Linked DNA regions of Homo sapiens: region 1 is linked to region 2. Evidence: read pairs that join two places in POLR2A ChIA-PET (ENCODE). Cell type or tissue: MCF 10A. All regions are shown on one strand.

Region 1 (5,000 bases), 56 kb before region 2:
TGGGTGACAGAGGGGAGACTTCATCTCAAAAAAAAAAAAAGTAAACACTGGAAATGACTTAAAAGTCCATCAATAGAGGAATTGTCAAATATGCAATATATCTATGCTGCACAATATTTCACAATGAAAAGAACGAGGTAGGTCTGTTTTCACCTACATGGAACATCTCCAAAACGTTAAGAGGGGAAAAAGGAAACTGCAAAACAGCACAGTCCAATCTTATTTATGGTTTTATGGGTTTTGTTGTTGTGGTTGTTGTGTCGTTGCTAACCCACAAAACTCTAGGCTTCTATGTTAACATACAGACTTGTCCAAATGCATTGAGCAAAGTCTACAGGGCACATGCCAAGATGAAGCTAATGGTTATCACTAAGAAGGAGCACGCAAGTGTGTTTGGAACAAGGGGAATTTCTCTTGTATTGTTTTAATTTTTTACAAAATGAATGGCATACTAAGATTACACTAAATGTAATTATAATTACACTATATAGTGTAATTATAATTACACTATATGGTGTAATTAAAAATTGAATCTTTGGGGCCAGACATAGTGGCTCATGCCTATAATCCCAGTGCTTTAGAAGGCCAAGGTGGGAGGATCGCTTGAGGCCAGAAGTTTGAGAGCAGCACGTGAGCAACATAGTGAACCCAGACTCACTCTAAAAAAAAAAAAAAAAGAAATTTTTTTTTATTAGCTGGGCATGGAAGCTGTGCCTTTAGTAAGAGCTACTCAGAAAGCTGAGGTGGGAGGATCTCTTGAGTCCAGGAGTTCAAGGTTGCAGTGAGCTGTGATCATGCCAGTGCACTCCAGCCTGAGTGACAGAGCAAGGCCCTTCTCTAAAAAAAATAAAATAAAAACAAAAAACAAAATAAATAGATCTTTGGAAATGTTGGCTCTAAAAATTTCCACCTGTCCAACAGAATATTCATTAGGATTGAAAGTACTTTACCAGCTGTGATTACTTCAACAAGGGGAGGTTCATTATTCAACAAATATTTATTGAGCATCTACTGTGGGCCAGGCACTGTTCTAGACTCTGGGGATATATTAAAAATCCCTGCCTTCATGGAGCCTATATTCCAGCGGACTTTATGGCCTCTCTTCCGCCTCGCTTCTCCCACTTCCTTTGGTGGGAGTGGTCTCTGGAAGACAGGCATGGGCATGGGGAGATAAAATATGCCCGGAGGCAGGGGCATGACGTAGATGAACTCTGACCATGTCTTCTAGGCCTGGGAAAGAGGAAAAGATAGAAAGGGTTTAAGGCTTTAGTGCAGACCCATAGCATCCGACTGGCCTCTCACTAAACATCCTCTGTATCTGTTCAAACCTGCCAGGCGCAGTGGCTTATGCCTGTAATCCCAGCACTTTGGGAGGCCGAGGCGGGTGGATCACCTGAGGTCGGGAGTTCGAGACCAGCCTGACCAACATGGCGAAACCCAGTCTCTACTAAAAATACAAAAAAATTAACTGGGCATGGTATCGTGTGCCTGTAATCTCAGCTATTCGGGAGACTGAGGCAAGAGAATCGCTTGAACCCGGGAGGCGGAGGTTGTAGTGAGCCAAGATCGCACCACAGCACTCCAGCCTGGGCAACAGAGCAAGACTCCATCTCAAAAAAACAAAAAACCAGCCGCACAAGTTGAGCTGTCGGCAGCTGCGCAGCTCCTAGCCACTCCTCCATCTCCTGGAGACTGTGAACCAAGCCACAAAGGGGAAAGGGGTGTGGCCGAGTGCTGGTGGGGCTTAGGAGCTCCTGGCTCCTCTGGGATGCCAATGAGACTTCCCTTCTGGCATGAGGCCACGTAGAATGATGATGGCTGAGAGTGCAGCAGTAGGAGGACAGAGGATAGCTGGTAAAGGGAAAGTGAGTAAGTGGAAGGAAGTCCATGTAAGAGCTAACTGTGCTCCATCTGGGCCAAAATGGGGAGATCACATCTCCCTTCAGGCGTCATCTGACACCAGACCAAGGCTCAGCCAAGCTTTTCTGTGCTGGAAAGCCAGAAGCCAGGAAGGAGAGCCTGCTGCTCCTGGGTGCCCTCACTTTCCAGTCCTCTGCTCCTCTGTCCCCCACACCAGACTACCTGGCTCCAGCTTGCTTCTTGTCTAAGCTGAACAGAATAGAGAAGAGGGCAGGTGAAATGCCTCAAGACAGGCCTGGCATGAAAAAGTGGAACTTAGTTTGTGGCTTACCCAAGAGATTAAACATAGTCTAGTTGTATCCACGCAATTAAGATGGGAAGGTTAAGGATCCTGTATTCCAGATCAATCTGCACTCACAAAACGAGGACCGTAGTAAACGCAAAGGAATGACTCAATAGTAGCGAAATTCAGACATCCTTGACAAGCCAGTAGGGGAGATATTTCAGGCTAGGGCAGCCTCACCTGAGGCCTTCAAATCATACTATAAAGGTACCTGGCTGCCCCACCTGAGCCCAGCCTAGCCAGCTTCCCAGCTATGTCAGTTCACACAGGTGCTAGAAGGCTGGGGTAATCTGATTGGCCCAGAGAGTCATGTGTGCTACAGAACACTACCTTCGTTAACGATCAGAGTCAGGTTTGAACCTGTTCCTCCCAAACCTACGTGCTGTCCCTCAGAGAGCCCGATGATGACACACAGGGCGTGGTATGTGGCTCCGAACCTCCCCAGTGACTTAAAAAATCCAAGTGGGTTTTAAATTGCTGCTCCCAGTTGATCATACCAGAAATCGAGCTATAGAACCGCCTCAACATCATTTTTTTTCTCCCACTTTGAGCTAAGTGAACAAACTGGGAGATTTCTGCCTCACCACTTTACATAGTAAATAATCCTTTCATCTCCCCTTTGGCTGGGAAGAGCTTACTCTGTGTGGACAGGGAACCAGCAGAAGCCTCTATGTCAGCTGAGTTTTGAACAAGGCAGCGTTGAGCTGGGAATGCTCACTATCAAGTTTTTTCCCCCTTGACAACTGGATGTGGACATTGCTCAGACATACTGTATCACATTAAAACATACAATTCTGGCCAGGCACAGTGGCTCACATCTGTAATCCTAACACTTTGGGAGGCTGAGATGGGAGAATTGCTTGAACCCAAGAGTTCGAGACCAGCCTGGGCAACATAGTGAAACACCATCTCTACAAAAAAAAATCAAAAACACAAAACAAATTAGTCAGGCGTGGTGGCACTTGGGAGGTTGAGGTGGGAGGATTTCTTGAGCCCAGAAGGTGGAGTGGCAGATGGCACCACTGCTTTCCAGCCTGGGGGTCAGAGTGAGACCCCATCCAAAAAAAAAAAACAATTTTATCCCTGCCTTTCAAAGGGATTTCCAGTCTCAATGCCTCAAATTCTACATTCTAGAAGAACTTTGCCTGCCAGGCACGGTGGCTCACGCCTGTAATCCCAACACTTGGGGAGGCCAAAGTGGGTGGATCATGAGGTCAGGAGATTGAGACCATCCTGGCCAACGTGATGAAATTCCATCTCTACTAAAATACAAAAAATTAGCCAGGCAGGGTAGTGCATACTTGTAGTCCCAGCTACTCAGGAGGCTGAGGCAGGGGAATTGCTTGAACCCGGGAGGTGGAGGTTGCAGTGAGCCGAGATCGCGCCACTGCACTTCAGCCTGATGACAAAGCAAAACTCCATCTCAAAAAAATAAAATAAAAGAACTTTGTCAAACCCTGAGAGAAATAAATGCACTTGCCAAACCCCAGCATGATGTGAGCACTTTGCTCTCCAGATGCCACAAATACTCTACTGCGCTCACATGTCAATATATCACAGCCAAGTGCTGCCCAGCAAATACACAGGGCTTTGTCTCATTCTGCAGCGCTGGACGCTGGCCACGGAGCCACTGTTGCTGTGTCTGTCAGGCTCAAAGAGAGCGGTGGGGCAGGCAGGGGGCATGGGGCAGTTCGCTGCAAAGACAAAGCCAGCCCCGCATTGCTGCAGGTGGGAAACACAACCCTCCACATCCCAGCCAGGCTTTCCAGGTCAAAAAATTCTCTAGGAAGGAAGGGAAGGAGAACAAAAGAATAATCAAAAGCCACACTTCCTAGACTTAAGCAGTGAGAGACGTTTCAGATGCCAGCCACCCATTTCGGACCAAACTGGGCAGATTTGGGGTGTCTTCTCCTCTTCCACACCCGAGCACTCCTTCACTCCCTCTTCCTCAACTTCCTGCCCCAAGCAACACCCTTTTTGCCGTTCTTGCCACCCCACCTTTCTTGGGCTTCAGGTCCTCGACTTCAGAGTCTCCAAGCTTTTCCTCTGCCTCCTTTCCCACCCCAGCAGGGCAGTCCTGGGGGCTGGAATGGTGTCAATTTGAGAAGTTTGCCAGCCAACAGGGCACAGAATTTAGCTGAATTCACACTCAGCAGCTCAAGGAAAGCAGCCAAAGTGCAAAACTTCAGCAACCGTTTATTAGAGAATGTTTATTTTGTTTTGTTCTTTAACTTTTGTTTGTTTTTACCCTAAGTACAGGCTAAAACCTGAGAGATCAAGAAACTAAACAGTAATTGACAGAAGGAAAATTGGAGCACCAGTCGCTGAGGGGAAGTGTATGAAGTGATCGGTTAGTGATAAGATGGCTTATCAAGTTTCTGCCACGTGCCATGTGCCTGGCCGTGTGCTGGAGACATAATGATGGACAAGCATACTACTTCTCACTCACAGAGCTGACAGTCCGGAGCAAGAGGCAGACAGACAAGCCATTGGCCACTAATATTTTAATATGAATAGTGCTAAGAACAAAAAAGTACAGAGCAACATGAATGCGTGAGATAGCTGGGGAAGATGGGGAGTATCCAGGAAGGCTTCCAGGAGGAAATGACCTCTGAGCTGAAACCCAAAGGATGAGGAAGAAAAGCCTGCATGAAAGCCAGGTGCTGGAAAGAGAAGAGTATGTTAAAAGAGTACTGGGAAGAGCTGAGTGTGGCTGCAGAGGCCGGCTTGAGACTGCAGAGGCTGACAGTAGCTAAGTCAAAAGCAGAGACCACCAAGTGCTCCCTGGGCATTGGCT
Region 2 (5,000 bases):
AACTTCCTCTGCCTTTCCCCCAGCTTCCTGGGGAAAGAGAGACCAGCCTGGGTTTCCCTCTCTCCTCTGCTTACAGTTCCCTAAGTCCAGTTGAAGGAGATCAGGCTGAGCAGGGAAGGAAGGGCCTAGGCTGCCCAGAGCCTGAGTCACCACATAGTTGAGGTTCCTGTCACTCGAAGTCCCGCCTCTGTTACACTCCGTGCCCTGTGCCCGCCCCAGGACTTGGATCGCTACATCTGACCCTGGCCCCAGGGCTGGCTCCACTTCCACGCTCCTTACCAAGCTACCCTTACCAAGCTACGGGTGCAGGAAGCCTTTAGATGCCTCGCTCTCCCTGCCCCTCCACACTTGGTATGCTGTGTCCACCACCCTTATCCCTCAGCATTTGAGGGCAGCATCCTCCTGCTCAGCTTTGGAGCAGAAGTGACTCAGTGAGTGACTGCAAGGATTGTGGAAAAGCTCGGATGCACCCTTGATAAGTCACTTCAACTCTCTGGGCTCCAGTTTCCCCACTGGTAAAATAACGGGTTATTAGAGACGGTCTCTGGCAGTCCCTGCAAGAGGTACATTCTGTATGTCTGAGTCAAAGAGATGGGTAATTACTATTGAAGAGTGGGATAAAAGGGGCGTGTTTGCTAACCCCTGTCCTAACAGTAAGAGTGGGTAGGGTAGGGCAGGGCTGGGCACAGGACCTGCCACCATAGGGCAGCCAACACCCTAGGCATCTTGGTGACTCAGGTCCCACATGGAAGAAGAGCCGGAAAGCACCCCTTGGGTCCCCTGTGAGTCAGGGGAAATGCGGATCTCCCTGAAGGATGACTGCCTGGGTTCCCGCTATAACCAACTATCCTTCCACCTTGAAAGTCTCCCAGGATGGGTACCGTAAGCTCATCATTCCACCTCCCTGGCCTGCTCAGCAGCTTCCACCCCTCCTGCCTGACCTTGGCAGCCCTTCTTCCCTCAGCCCTGAACTCTAGAGCCCTCCTTACCCTCTGACAGCTCCCCCTGCCCTACCACATTCCCTCCTTCACCCCTTGGCTCTGCCCATCTTCACCATCCACCCCATCCCAGCAGAGCCCGCCAGATGATTGCAAAAGGGCTGAGCCAGCAGAGAGGCCTTCACATGACAGCTGTTCCTGCTGCAGAGGGGAGGGGGCAGCTGGGAGTGGAGGCACATTCCATGGGAGATCCTATCAGAAATAGCCCCAAACCCTAACTGACCATCTGCCCCAATGATCTGCACATCGCCCATTCAATAGGCTTGCCTCAAAATCCTGAGGAAATCAAGAAAACAAAGAGGGGTGGAGAAGGGAGGGGCCTAGGGGAGTGAAGAGAGCCCAGGAACATTGAGACGGGGTCGCCAGGACATCACCACTGAGCCAGTACCACCAGCCCAAGGTATTCTCCCTCTAATGGGAGATGCAACTGATGGCAGTGCTGCCCTCCAGCACCCCCCACCATACCCTACTCCACCCATCCCTTGGGTGCTGAGGCACTGGGACACCCCAGTAATTCCCCTGGAGTAAAACAACAGCCTGCTCTGGGAGCCATGCCAGCCTGACTGGAGCAAACAGACAGGAACAGGTGGCAGTTTCTGTAACCTTTCAGGAGCACCAATGTGAGCTCCACAGCACTAGAGGAAGAGAACGGGGTGGGAACCCCAGAATCACATTCAAACATACAGGAGCAGGCCAGGCACGGTGGCTCACGCCTGTAATCCCAGCACTTTGGGAGGCCAAGGCGGGTGGATTACCTGAGGTCAGGAGTTCGAGTCCAGCCTGGCTAACATGGTGAAACCCCATCTCTGCTAAAAATACAAAAAAAAATTAACAGGCATGGTGGCACACACCTGTAATCCCAGCTACTTGGGAGGCTGAGGTGGGAGAATTGCCTGAGCCCGGGAGACAGAGGCTGCAGTGAGCCGAGATCATGCCACTGCCCCTCCAGCCTGGCCAACAAAGAGAGACTCTGTCTCGAAAAAAAAAAACAAAAACACAGGAACACAGCAAGTGGGGAAAGTCAGTGCCCTGCAGTGCCCTATAGGTACACTGGTTGGAGGAGCTGGGGAAGCTACAGCACCCAGAAAAATCCATTTGATGTGTGGAGGGAAAGTTCTGAGTTGACAACAAAGAGTGCCCGTTGCCATGAAAACCACAGTATTAATTTCAGAAATGACTGGGTGGAGCCTCCAAAGCACTTCATTCCCCTCCCTTCAACATTCTAGGCTTCCCCCACCTTTCAAAAGGGGAAGTGGCACATTTGGGGCATGTGGGCAGCTGGTGGGATGGGTCCGACCCAGTGAGAGCAGCAGCTGTCCAGCTCCAGCTCAAAGCAGGGCACGAAAAAAAGGAAACAATATAAGTCTTTCTTGGAAGAACTTTAAAGGTTTTTAACTTTTTAATAAGTGACTTAAGCAGAAGTGCCAAAAAAGCTAAGATAAATAGCTGCTTATAACCAGTATCTACTGGTTTATCTACAAACTAACCAAGTCTCTCTCAGCCCCTCCCATTCACACTCCAGGCTCTGTAAAGATTTTATCTGAGTCAACTGCAGCCCTGAGCCCCGACCCCTTCTCCAGTTTCTCTCACCCTCCCTCTGTGGAGGTTCTGAGATTTTGCCCAGTAAGTGGATAAAAGAGCCTCCCCCTTCCCTCATTCTACCCTAGTTTTCTAAGATCATGCCCTGCCCTCAGCCCCTGATCCATTCAAACACCCCCTTCCCTTTCTGCTCCTCACCCCAGTCTCTGTGCCATGTGCTGGACCATGGAGTCGGGTCGCCAGCTCTATGTGGTGTTTGGGTGGCATGAGACTCCCTAGCACCAAGAGAAAACTGCCCAGCAACCACAGACATCCACAGGCGCAGGCTCTGATTGGCTGCCCACAGCAAAAGCAAGGAAAAGGAAGGATCCAGCAAGCCATGGAGAGCCCAGCGGGGATGGGAAGGGCAAGAGCCCTTGCTGCAGTGACTCAGGCCTCCCTGGGGCAGGGCGGGGGACAGAAAGAACTCCAGATGTGCTTCCCCTTTCCTGCCTCACATCTGCCGTTAGAAACTTCCACTGTTAACCTCTCCCCTACCCACCACAGCAGAGAAGCCCTTGCATCCCACCCCCATCTAGAGGCCAACGGCCCAGCCTTCCTGGGGCCACAACCCTCTCGTCTTGAGGCTCCTCCTCCTGCTTGTGGGTACTGGCCCTAGCCCAAGTGCAAGCACTGCTTCAAACAACAACCTGGCCACCCTTACTCTGCACCGCGTGGCGAGGGCTGGAGGCAGGATGTGCAGATGACTCACTCTTCCTGCAGGCAGAGGAAGGCTGAGGTAGGGGTCTCTGCCCCAGCGCAGACCACCTAGTCCATGTGGGCTGCCAGGCCCGCTGCTGCCCATGGCCCACCCAGAACCCCCGACCCACTTCACAGTTGGGCTTCCCTCCTGAGCCTTTCAAGCAGCCCTCTAAAACCTAAACTACTCTTCCAACTTGGTCCCTCCTGCCTGAGGCTTCAGCCACAGGAGGTTACGGTAAGCAAACACCAGGAAGGTGGTGAAGGTCCCACAACCACAGAAGGAGGTGTGATTTGAAACAGAATTTGGGAAGAGTCTGACAGCTTCAGTGAGGCCCCAGCAACAAGCTAAAAGGCACGCCCCAAGCCTGCATCTAGCACTTTCAGTTGCAATCATGGCAAGCACTACTAAGGCCTCCAACTCCTGGCCTCAGCCATCCCCCCACCCAAGTAGCCAAGACTACAGGAACATGTCAATGCACCAGCTGCACCTAGCATTTTCAGATCCTAGCTAACAAGAGCTCAGGAGGCTCAGAAGAAAGGTTATCAAGTTTGGACCCAGCTCAAGATGAGCAGCCAGGGAGCAGTCTGAGCAAGCATCAGCCCATCTCCACCCATATGGATTCTAAACCACAACTCTTTTCTGCCCACTCCAACTGCAGGTCAAAGTGCTCAGCTGCAGATGACAGCCCTATCCCCTCCCAACTACCAGCCCATTGTATGTACCTGGTTTCCCCATCCAAGCCAAGAGCCCTCTTCTGTGCCTGGACTAAGAAACAGAATGAAAAAACCACACAGAAAATCATAAGCTGGGGACCAAAGGCAGTCAACCGTTTCTGCATATGCCTCAAAATGTGACTCAATCTAGAGGTTTCCAGTTTCACCTGAGCTGTTAAATTTACAGGAAGATCTTAAATGATCTTCGGAAAAGACAGAAGAGCAAGAAAATCTGAAAAGGATATTAATAAAAATTAAGCTCAAAGGGGAAAAAATAGTAACCTTTGGCCTGAGCAGGATATTAGCTGACAATTACAACTACTCTACCTTCTAGGAGGCAGCAGGGTGTGGACACAGGCTTCAAAGTGACACCCACTGGGCGTGGTGGCTCACGCCTGTAATCCAAACACTTTGGGAGGCCAAGGTGGGCAAATCATGAGGTCAGGAGTTCGAGACCAGCCTGGCCAACATGATAAAACCCCGTCTCTACTGAAAATACAAAAATTAGCTGGGCATGGTGCACGTGCCTGTAATCCCAGCTACTCAGGAGGCTGAGGCAGGAGAACTGCTTGAACCAGAACTCAGGAGGTGGAGGTTGTGGTGAGCCGAGATCACACCATTGCACTCCAGCCTGGGCAACAAGAGTGAAACTGTCTCAAAAAAAAAAAAAAAAGTCACACCCAAGTGAGGCGTGATGGCATGCACCTATAATCCCACCTACTAAGGGGGCTGAGGTGGGAGGATCACTTGAGGCCAGGACTTCAAAACTGTAGCACGATTGGTGGCTCACGCCTGTAATCCCAGCGCTTTGGGAGGCCGAGGTGGGCGGATCACGAGGTCAGGAGATCGAGACCACGGTGAAACCCCGTCTCTACTAAAAATACAAAAAATTAGCCTAGCGCGGTGGCGGGTGCCTGTAGTCCCAGCTACTCAGGAGGCTGAGGCAGGAAAATGGCGTTAACCCGGGAGGCGGAGCTTGCAGTGGAGCCAAGATCGCACCACTGTACT

The links. ChIA-PET counts read pairs that join two places held together with the same protein. Peaks named below come from ENCODE experiments on the same cell type or tissue, not always from the same donor. Only the 100,000 strongest peaks of a DNase experiment are listed, where the experiment ranks them.
Region 1: POLR2A ChIA-PET joins it to region 2 with 20 read pairs; 20 of 35 experiments call an interaction of 5 or more read pairs at or near these places.

The regions. Positions count from the first base shown.
Region 1 is chr11:62,497,938-62,502,937 of GRCh38, forward strand. It overlaps a transcript of AHNAK not described here. Among named protein-coding and RNA genes, the nearest start is that of AHNAK, 46 kb to the right of the region's middle. In MCF 10A, no CTCF peak of the experiment used is centred here; DNase peaks (open chromatin) are centred at 1,794 and 2,544.
Region 2 is chr11:62,553,453-62,558,452 of GRCh38, forward strand. No RefSeq gene overlaps it. Among named protein-coding and RNA genes, the nearest start is that of AHNAK, 9.1 kb to the left of the region's middle. RefSeq lists a silencer at 209-258 and enhancers at 2,553-3,358, 2,761-2,850, 2,861-2,920, 3,251-3,390, 3,359-4,162 and 2 more. In MCF 10A, no CTCF peak of the experiment used is centred here; DNase peaks (open chromatin) are centred at 119, 739, 2,929 and 3,179.